Linked DNA regions of Homo sapiens: region 1 is linked to region 2. A link is an interaction called in ENCODE POLR2A ChIA-PET data of the cell type or tissue named here. Cell type or tissue: endothelial cell of umbilical vein. All regions are shown on one strand.

Evidence for each region. ChIA-PET counts read pairs that join two places held together with the same protein. Peaks named below come from ENCODE experiments on the same cell type or tissue, not always from the same donor. Only the 100,000 strongest peaks of a DNase experiment are listed, where the experiment ranks them.
Region 1: POLR2A ChIA-PET joins it to region 2 with 8 read pairs; 4 of 35 experiments call an interaction of 5 or more read pairs at or near these places.

What each region holds. Positions count from the first base shown.
Region 1 is chr15:41,088,789-41,093,788 of GRCh38, forward strand. It overlaps INO80 (INO80 complex ATPase subunit), which reads right to left. Exons shown (of 36, transcript NM_017553.3): 5 at 3,239-3,394. Among named protein-coding and RNA genes, the nearest start is that of INO80, 25 kb to the right of the region's middle. In endothelial cell of umbilical vein, no CTCF peak of the experiment used is centred here; no DNase peak of the experiment used is centred here.
Region 2 is chr15:41,017,489-41,022,488 of GRCh38, forward strand. It overlaps INO80 (INO80 complex ATPase subunit), which reads right to left. Exons shown (of 36, transcript NM_017553.3): 26 at 3,412-3,637. It overlaps INO80-AS1 (INO80 antisense RNA 1), which reads left to right. Exons shown (of 5, transcript NR_170322.1): 2 at 1,014-1,140; 3 at 1,975-2,074. Among named protein-coding and RNA genes, the nearest start is that of INO80-AS1, 3.2 kb to the left of the region's middle. In endothelial cell of umbilical vein, a CTCF peak has its summit at 1,317; DNase peaks (open chromatin) are centred at 143, 1,253, 1,883 and 2,983; H3K27ac peaks cover 2,046 bases.

The DNA.
Region 1 (5,000 bases), 71 kb after region 2:
CTGTTAAAAATCAAAATTAAATTAGCATGCACTGAGCTGTACACTTAAAGTCTGATAACTTTCCTATATGTATGTTTTATCTGAATTTAAAAAACAAGCAGGCCAGGCATGGTGGCTCAGCTGGGCGCCATGGCTCATGCCTGTAATACCAGCACTTTGGAAGGCCAAGGTGGGCAAATTATTTGAGGTCAGGAAGTCGAGACCAGCCTGGCCAACATGATGAAACCACATCTCTACTAAAAATAAAAAAAATTAGCCAGGCATGGTGGCAGGCTTCTGTAGTCCCAGCTACTTGGGAGACTAAGACAGGAGAACTGCCTGAACCCAGGAGGCAGAGGTTGCAGTGAGCCAAGATCATGCCACTGCATTTCAGTCTGGGTAACAGAGCCTCCATCTCAAAAAATAAAACAAAAATAAATAAAAAATAAACATAAAAAACAAGCAAATACTTGGAGCGCCAAGTACCTTACTGCTGGAGTTTAAGAAGGAAGGAACTTTTTACATCAAAAGGGTCAGATACTCTGTTAACCACTTCTACAGGTTTATAAGGTTCAGAATATTATTCCAATCTCTCTGAACTAACTTTGGACCTTAACTAATTGCTAGAAAATTCTTAGGTCTTCAAATATACTATTGCTCATTATGTACAACGTTCCACACTTGTAGAAATAGTCAGAAGGCGGCTGGGCGGGGTGGCTCACCCCTGTAATCCCAGCACTTTGGGAGGCCGAGGCGGGTGGATCACCTGAGTCTGAGACAAGCCTGACGAACATTGAAAAACCGTATCTCTACTAAAAATACAAAAATAGCCAGGCGCAGTGGCGCATGCCTGTAATCCCAGCTACTCGGGAGACTGAGGCAGGAGTACTGCTTGAACTCAGAAGGCGGAGGTGGCAGTGAGCCGAGATCACGCCATTGCACTCGAGCCTGGGCAACAAAAGTGAAACTCAATCTCAAAAAAAAAAAAAAAGAAAGAAAGAGTCAGAAGGCTTTGGTAACGGCATTCAAATAGTTGTCACTCAAAACTATCATCATTTTAATGTTAGTGTATGAAGAGCTTTCTAAGAGAGAAACACTACACCCAAAGAGCAACTGCATGAATAAGCAACACTAGAATGTAAGCATTCTGGCAATTCCTCAAAAGGCTAAGCAAGGTGTTTCCATATGACCCAGCAATTTCACTGTTAAGTATATAATGAAGAGAAACGAAAACACATCAACACAAAACCTGTACACAAATCTTCATACCATCATTATTCAAAATAGCCAAAAAGTAGAAATATGCTAATCATAGTTCATGAACTGGACAATGCATATATAAGATAAGGTATAAATACAACGAATATTTGCAATAAGAAGAAATGAAATGCTGATACATGCTACAACATTAATCAATCTTGAAAATATGACATTAAGTGAGAGAAGCTGGACACAGGCACATGTTGCATGATTGCATTTGTATGAAATGTCTAGAATGGGCACATTTATAGAAACAGAGCAGATTGGGCTGGGGATGGTGGCTCACGCCTGTAATCCCAGCACTTTGGTAGGCTAAGGCGGGAGGATCACCTGAGGTCAGGAGTTCGAGACCAACCTGGCCAACATGGTGAAAACCCGTCTTTACTAAAAACGCAAAAAAAAAGCCGGGCGTGGTGGCACACGCCTGTAATCTCAGCTACTCAGCAGGCTGAGCAGGAGAATCGCTTGACCCTGGGAAGCAGAGGCTGCAGTGAGCCAAGATCGCGCCACTGCACTCCAGCCTGGGCAACAGAGCGAGACTCTGTCCAAAAAAAAGAAAAAAGGAACAGAGTGGATTGGTGGTTGTCTGGACTGAGGGACAGAAAGAATGAGGGGCAACAGCTAAGAGGCATGCGGTTTCTTTATGAGGTGATGCAAATGTTCTGGAATTAGGCAGTAATGATAGTAACACAACTATGAATATATTAAAAAAACACTGAATTGCACACTATATAAGGCTGAAGTTTTGTTATGTGAATTACATCTCAATAAAGCTGCTCCACTGCTACCTAAAGTTAAAATGATGTATCTTTTTTTTTTTAAGAACATATCTTTTAGTCTAGTACATCCGAAGTATTAGTAGTTTAATTTCATTGATTCCAGAGAATTTTAGAAATTCTTTTTTTTTTTTTTTTTGAGATGAAGTCTTGCTCTGTCACCCAGGCAAGAGTGCAGTGGCTCAATCTCGGCTCACTGCAACCTCCACCTCCCGGGTTCAAGCGATTCTCCTGCCTCAGCCTCCTGAGTACCTGGGATTACAGGCATGCACCACCACGCCCAGCTAATTTTGTATTTTTAGTAGAGACACAGTTTCCTTATGTTGGTCAGGCTGGTCTCGAACTCCTGACCTCAGGTGATTCACCCGCCTGGGCCTCCCAAAGTGCTGGGATTACAGGCGTGAGTCACTGCGCCCAGCCAACTTTTTGTATTTTTAGTAGAGATGGAGTTTCACCAAGTTGGCTGGGCTGGGCTCGAACTCCTGACCTCAACTGATCTGCCCACTTCAGCCTCCCAAAGTGCTGGGATTACAGGCGTGAGCCACCGCACCCAGTCAGGAATTTTCTCTTTTTTTTAAGTACCAGGGTACATGTGCAAGATGTGCAGGTTTGCTACACGGGTAAACATGTGCCATGTGGTTTGCTGCACCTATCAACCCATCACCTAAGTATTAAGCCCAGCAAGCATTAGCTGTTTTTCCTGATGCTCTCCCTCCTCCTGCACCCACCTGCCCAGGCCCAGTGTGTCTTGTTCCCCTTCCTGTGTCCATGTGTTCTCATTGTTCAGCTCCCACTTACACTCACTACTGAGGATAATGATTTCCAGCTCCATAAAATGATGTATCTCTTTTTTTTTTTTTTTTTTTTTTTGAGACAGAGTCTCGCTCTGTCGCCAGGCTGGAGTGCAGTGCTGTGATCTCGGCTCACTGCAACCTCCGCCTCTGGGTTCGAGCAATTCTCCTGCCTCAGCCTCCTGAGTAGCTGGGACTACAGGCGCACGCCACCACACCCAGCTAAATTTTGTATTTTTAGTAGACAGGGGGTTTCACCATGTTGGCCGGGATGGTTTCAATTTCTTGACCTCATGATCCGCCCGCCTCGTCCTCCCAAAGTGCTGGGATTATAGGTGTGAGCCACCACGCCCAGCCAAAATGATGTATCTTTAATGACTATAAAGCAGAGGGTGAATATTCAGTTTGAAGTGTTTCTCCTGAAACTCTTACCTCCTTGTCTTTACTATACTTATTTTGGTGAAGTTTCTTATATTTGTGTAGTCGAAGCATGTTGTGAAGTTCTTCTCTGCTGAGATTGAGTTCTTCTTCATCATCGTCTTCACTCTGAGAATCAGCCTCGCTGGATTCATCACTTAGCAGAATGCTCTGAAAAGGGTGAAAATAGAAATGTATCTTTTGCTGTGAAGCAATCCCATTTATAATCCAAGCATTTTTTCCTAGATCCAAAACAATGACAAAAACAGCAGAAAGATAGTCACTCCAGTTCCCCTTATGACATGCTTTATAAATTCAACTGAAAAACATTAAGAATACTAATTAAACTTAGGGAATACAAACTAAAATGCAATAAAACATGGGACATGTTATCAGCAACAAGGCTAAAAATTCCTCTGAATACTTACAAAAGTATAAATAATACATAAATATCATATACATACAAACTATACATACATGCCAAACAGGAAGGCAAAAAAAACAACTACCTATAGGGTATAAAAAAATATAGAAAGCAAGCTGTAATGGCCCAAAAGGAGAAATATCCCAAATATCCATTTATTGATAAATGGATAAATAAAATGTGGAATATCCAGATAATGAGATGTAATTCAGCCATGAAAAGGAATAACACATGAGTAGGGGCTACAATATGAAGAATCTTGAAAATATTATGCTCAATTAAAGAAGTCAATCATAAAAGGTCACATTATGATAGGATTCAATTTATACGAAATGTCTAGGCTGGGAGTGGTGGCTCACACCTGTAATCCCAACACTTTGGCAGGCCCAGGCATGAGGATTGCTTGAGGCCGGGAGTTCGAGACTAGCTTGGGCAACCTAATAAGATCTCTTCTCTACAGAAAAAGACATGTGCCTATAGTCCCAGCTACTTGGGAGACAGAGGAGGAAGGATTGCTTGACCCCAGGAGTTCAAGGGTGCAGTGAGCTATGGCTGCACCACTGCACTCCAACCTAGGAAACAGAGCAAGAGCCTGTCTCCTAAAAAGAAAACAAAAACAAAAATTCCAGAAGAGGCACATCAATACAGACAAAAAGCAGATTAGTCGCTGCCAAAGGACAGAGGAAATAGAAAATGGAGAGTGACTACCGGCCGGGCTCAGTGGCTCATGTCTGTAATCCCAGCACTTCGGGAGGCTGAGGCGGGGGGATCACAAGGTCAGGAGTTTGAGAACAGCCTGGCTAACATGGTGAAACCCTGTCTCTACTAAAAATACAAAAATTAGCCAGGCGTGGTGGCAAGCGCCTGTAGTTTCAGCTACTCAGGAGGCTGAGACAGGAGAATCGCTTGAACCCAGGAGGGAGAGGTTGCAGTGAGCTGAGATCACGCCACTGCACTACAGCCTGGGCGACAGAGCAAGACTCCGTCTCAAAAAAAAGAAAAAAGAAAATGGAGAGTGACTGCTAACGGGTACGGGGTTCATTTCAGAATGTTAAAAATTTTCTGAGATTACATTGTAATCATGGGTATACAACTTTGTAAATACACGAAAAACTACTAAATTTTAACCTGTAAAAGGGTGAATTTGGCCAGGCACGGTGGCTCACACCTGTAATCCCAGCACTTTGAGAGGCTGAGGCAGGCAGATTGCTTGAGCTCAGGAGTTCGACACCAGCCTGGGCAACATGGTGAAACCCCCAAAAATTAGTTGAACGTGGTGGTGCGGGCCTGTAGTCCTACTTCACAGGGGTGAGGCTGGAGGATCACTAGAACCCAGGAGGTCGAAGCTGCACT
Region 2 (5,000 bases):
TGAACCTATGGCTTTTCTTCAGAACCACAGTCTGACCGTTGACAGCAATCCAAAAGTTCTCAACAGTCATTCTCTGTTCTTGCCACAATTTGCCAAATGCACAATTATTGTATACAAGGAACAAGAACGGATGTGCTGACAGCACCATAACAAATCATCAGCCACTCTGTTTTTGCTACAAAGCCACAGGTCCTGGCTGTTTACTCCCTCTGCACTGCAGCCTGCCATTTCCCACCTTCAGAATGCTGCCAGGCCATGTCTCCTTCCACCACCCGCTCCCTGAAGCTGTGGCACACACCTTTGTTCAGTCTCTTTGTTTGGTCCTGTTTAGATTATTGAAATGCTCTTCTTTTTGTTGGTCTCCTTACCAACACAATCAAATGACTGCAGCTGGGACAGAATTGACTGCTAAGCCCTCTCCCTGGCACCAGACAAGGAGTACTGTATAAATTCCAAGTCTGAGCAGGCAGCAAAGCTTTCATAACAACTTTTAAGGTTTTATTCTTACCACAATTACCCTTCTCCAGTAATTGAATTCCCTAAGGTCTCTCAATTTTGATAGCTCCTAAACATTCACCACAGAGCTACCAATCAGCTTTAGACATACTTCTTTCCGTTCTCATTAAAAGCACAAGGTGAAAAAAAAAAAGACCACATATTTTTCAGCCCTTGAGTGAGGGTGGGCAAGCTAAGTTCGTAAGATTTCTGTAGCCTGCTTATCTTCTTTCTCCATTTAGATATACTCTCTTAGCACAAATGTTAATGCATATAAAAATTTGTTTTATGTCTGAATTTTGAGAAACTTCAATTATTTCAAAATCATGATTCAATGGTTTTCAAACAGTCCTGCCTCCCACATCTACTTTACTTTGCTAATCAGAATGAACTGTTCCTAGGATTAGAAAAGCTCAGAAATAAAGATGTGCATATACTTATAAAGACAGAACTCTAACATGACTAAAGGAGGCAAGAAGTGGTACCTGCTGTCAGCTTGTTATCTTGTTATTGTGTAGGTGGGGAAGGGAGAAGTGGATGGACTGGACTTCTTTGTACTGCCCTGAAGGAAAATGACTAAGAAGAAACACTTCAGCAACAGCCTTAAAACACTTCAGCAAAATGAACACTATCTCTGATTTGCTGGTGAGCATGGAGAAAATCAGTCTCTAGTATTTGTCCTTAGTAAGATATGCAGGAAAAACAGGTTTCTTTCTCTGAACACACTAGAGTGACTTCTGGGGCTGGTATTTGTTAGCCAAGTTTTTAGCAGTCACTTAAGTTGCACTGGACAAGAGCTCCACCTGTCGCTAAGCAGGATACAGAGACACAAGGAACACACTTCTCTGGAAATCCAGCTGATTCTGCTAAGTCAAACCTGTGCCCAGACCCTTCTTTAAAACAGGAGCTTTCTGGATCATTGGGTGTTAAAAATAAATAAAATAAAACAGGAGCTTAAAAAATGTTTAAATGAACAAACCTATCCTACTCTCTTACAAACTTTCCTACAATCCTATAGTACTTTCATTAGACACAGGTTTTTACCATCCACGGTGTAAGATCCTGTTCAGAGATAAAAAGAATGTAGCCTATGGCAGTAAAATTAGGGCAAAAGATTAAATAATATCTCATTTTTCCAAGGAAAGGGGACTTTTGAAGGGATTGTACATCTTTCTGGTGAAACATGGAGAAGAAAAGGTGTGAAACCCAGAAGATTTTGGTCAGTCTCTCAAGGAATATGGAAGCAACCCTTCTCAGGGAAAGAGAAAACGTAAAAGTATAAAGGAAAGAGAGATGATAAAGGGTTCCAGTGAGACACCCCCAACCCCCGCCCTGTCCCAGCTAGTCTACAGAGCACAATGGGGTGAGGAGCTGGTTGGTTCTCACAGTAAACAGCCAGTGAGGCTGGTGCTTTTTATCGATGCAAAAAGAACTCAGACGCTTCCTGCTATTTAAACAAGGTCCATTTTTCTTTCAAAGAACAGGAAAAGCCACAAGAGATTCCCACAACGCCAGCAATAAGCCATCTACTCCTGTAATGGGAACTTAGGAGCCAGAACCAAGAAGGGAGAAAAAAGAAGTAAGGTGCTATCTTGCTTCTTTCAATAACGGTGCTCATCTCTTGCCTGGGATTCTGTAGTTTCCTTACCAGCTTGCTTTACACTTAGGTTCCCCCACTGATTTTCAAACAATATATTTCCACTCACTGCATGTGCTTTAAGTCAGCTACAAGGCCATGTGTAATACTGCCTTCAGATACGCAGAAAGACATCTTGGAGTTCTCAAAGCACTAACAGGCTGGGGCAAACCCCTTGACACTTGACAAAGTTAAAATAAAGTGGAAAAACCAGGCCTTACACACTGGAATCCAGTTATCTCTTAGAGACAGAAGAAGACCTCTGTTGAATGCTTAGCTCTAGTTTATTTCCATTACATGCCAGTAAAAGGGATATAGTTGGCCGGGCGCGGTGGCTCACGCCTGTAATCCCAGCACTTTGGGAGGCTGAGGCAGGCAGATCACGAGGTCAGGAGATCGAGACCATCCTGGCTAACATAGTGAAACCCCATGTCTACTAAAAATACAAAAAATTAGCCAGGCGTGGTGGTGGGCGCCTGTAGTCCCAGCTACTTGGAAGGCTGAGGCAGGAGAATGGCTTGAACCCAGGAGGCGGGGCTTGCAGTGAGCCGAGATCACGCCACTGCACTCCAGCCTGGGCAACAGAGCGGGACTCCATCTCAAAAAAAAAAGGAATGTAGTCAAAATGTCAGAGATTTTGGACAACCAAAACTAACACTATAGCTCCAAGCTACCATTCCAGTTTGCCTGCAGGTGTAAGCAAAGAACGTGAGCCTATGAATTATCTGTGTTCAGTTTCCTTAAAAGTAGTCTCACTAAGGCAAAGATGAAAACCTAGTTTCCTTTCAACCCCCGACTTTGACCCTAGGGGATCTGGGAATCTGCTAGTATTTTGGCATAGAATGCACTGTTTTTCCTCTTGTTATCATTCAGATCTCTAGTGCTTCATGTAGGACACTGTTTATGCTATTTAAATGAGGCTTTCTGTGAGTGACGACATTCTCATTCATTCCACTGGCAATGGCACAAGACAACCGTACTCATTCAACCTAGAGCCTTTCCTACTAAGTTTATTTCTACCTTTTTTTTTTTAAGAGTGGCATTTCTTTCTCAGCTGTAAGCATGTCAAAGGAGTGTATTTAAGCACAAATCTAAAAACATTTCTCTCTCCACTCATCATAAATTACTAATATTCTTACCTATGAATTACTAAGGCCAAAAAAGGAAGCAGAAACCTCAAGAACAGTAAATTCCAAATATCTGAAAGGACCACATGAAGATAACCCTGGTTCTCCCCTTGCCAAAGCGAGGAACACATTCCAAGAGGATTGAGAACTCACCTGGAATCCTGATGAAAGACCAGCCATTCTGAGGTCTGATGCTCCACAGACCTCCAGCTGGCTCTGGGAAGAACTGTGATCGTCTATTTAGCCAGTCTGCAGCCAGTTCAGGGGCCCCATTCAACAAACACTGCTTGGCTGCCAGACTCCCTCCTTCCTTCAGAACTCGCCTTTCATATTCTGCACTTCGGTCATTGCAGTAAGAATCCAATGGCACTGCGGTAACCTGCAGTTAAAGATTCACATGAGATGGCTCTTTCACGTTGTCCATACACACTATGCCTTTTGGGAACCTCAACTTTGAAATCAGACTAATGTGGATAGTTCTTAGACTAGTGGTTTTAAATATCTGTTCTGGCACACTAAGCTGTCCCTAATGAATGACTTAGTGAGCTTTTCCAGATAAAAAGCCAACCTCTTATAAAATGAAACCTGCAAACAAACTAAAGATCCAAAGAGAGCTGGAGTTTGCAGATAAATGAGAATACCAGGTCAGCAATAACTCTATTATATGCATATATATCTGATCATTTTGCCACCTCCCCTTCACTGCTAGATATTGTTCTTGGCAAAGTTCTCTTAACCATATGCATGATGGTGATGCCAGAAAGGGAGCTGCAGCTAGTCAGACTTCATTTAAAAACTAAAGAATATTGGCCTGGCATATTTGAAGTCATCTTTAATGCTTTTGTGGCAAAGCTCCCAAATTTATCAACAGCTTTCTCCTCTTCCCTGACCAGGTTGCTGACTGACAAACCTAATGGAAGAGAAACTTTCTTTCAGGCCATAAACTGGGGAAGGGGGAGTGCGGAGGCAGGGGAGGGTAGGGAAGCAATTGCCAGAGAGTAGCAGATTTGTTTCCTGGCTTGGCCAAAGGCTATACACAAATTCTTATCTCAATACAAGGTATAACCAAACAACACTCAGCTGCTGCTCACTCGATGGAGTAGAGGGCTCCTGCCAATTCAGAAACACAGATTTTATCCTTCTTTGGCTATCTGGGTTTATTCCTACTCTAATAGGCAGTATTCAGATACCTGTGAAGTCAACTGGTAAGGAACTTGAAGATGACAAGGCTAGCTTTTGTTAAAATGTGGAGGCTGTGATTATCTGTCAAGCCCACGCTGACAAATATGCTGAAAGCCCATTTCAGGTTGAATATCCCTAATCTGAAAATCTAAAACTTTGAGTGCCTACATGATGCACTAAGGAAATGCTCATTGGAGCATTTTGGGTTTGGGATTTTTGGATAAGAGATACTCAATCTGCATACGCAGAATTGCTCAGAAGAACCCTAAAGCTAGACTAAGACATGGGGAGAAACAGCGTATGAGAAGCAAAGGCCACAGCACAGGAGAGATCAGAACATAAAACACCGGCTGTATCTAGTTAGGTAGTTCTATCATTTCGTGGAAGTTAGGCACCAAGGGAACTTGATCTTGCTATTAACTTTTCTCCTTTTGTGTTGATCAAGCTTTAGGGAAATGGCTGTCAGGTTTTGGTACACATAAGGACCTCCTTTGAAGCGGACCAAAAGTGTAGATTTTGAACCAGAAGAACTGAGGGAGGGGCCAATAGACCTATGTTTT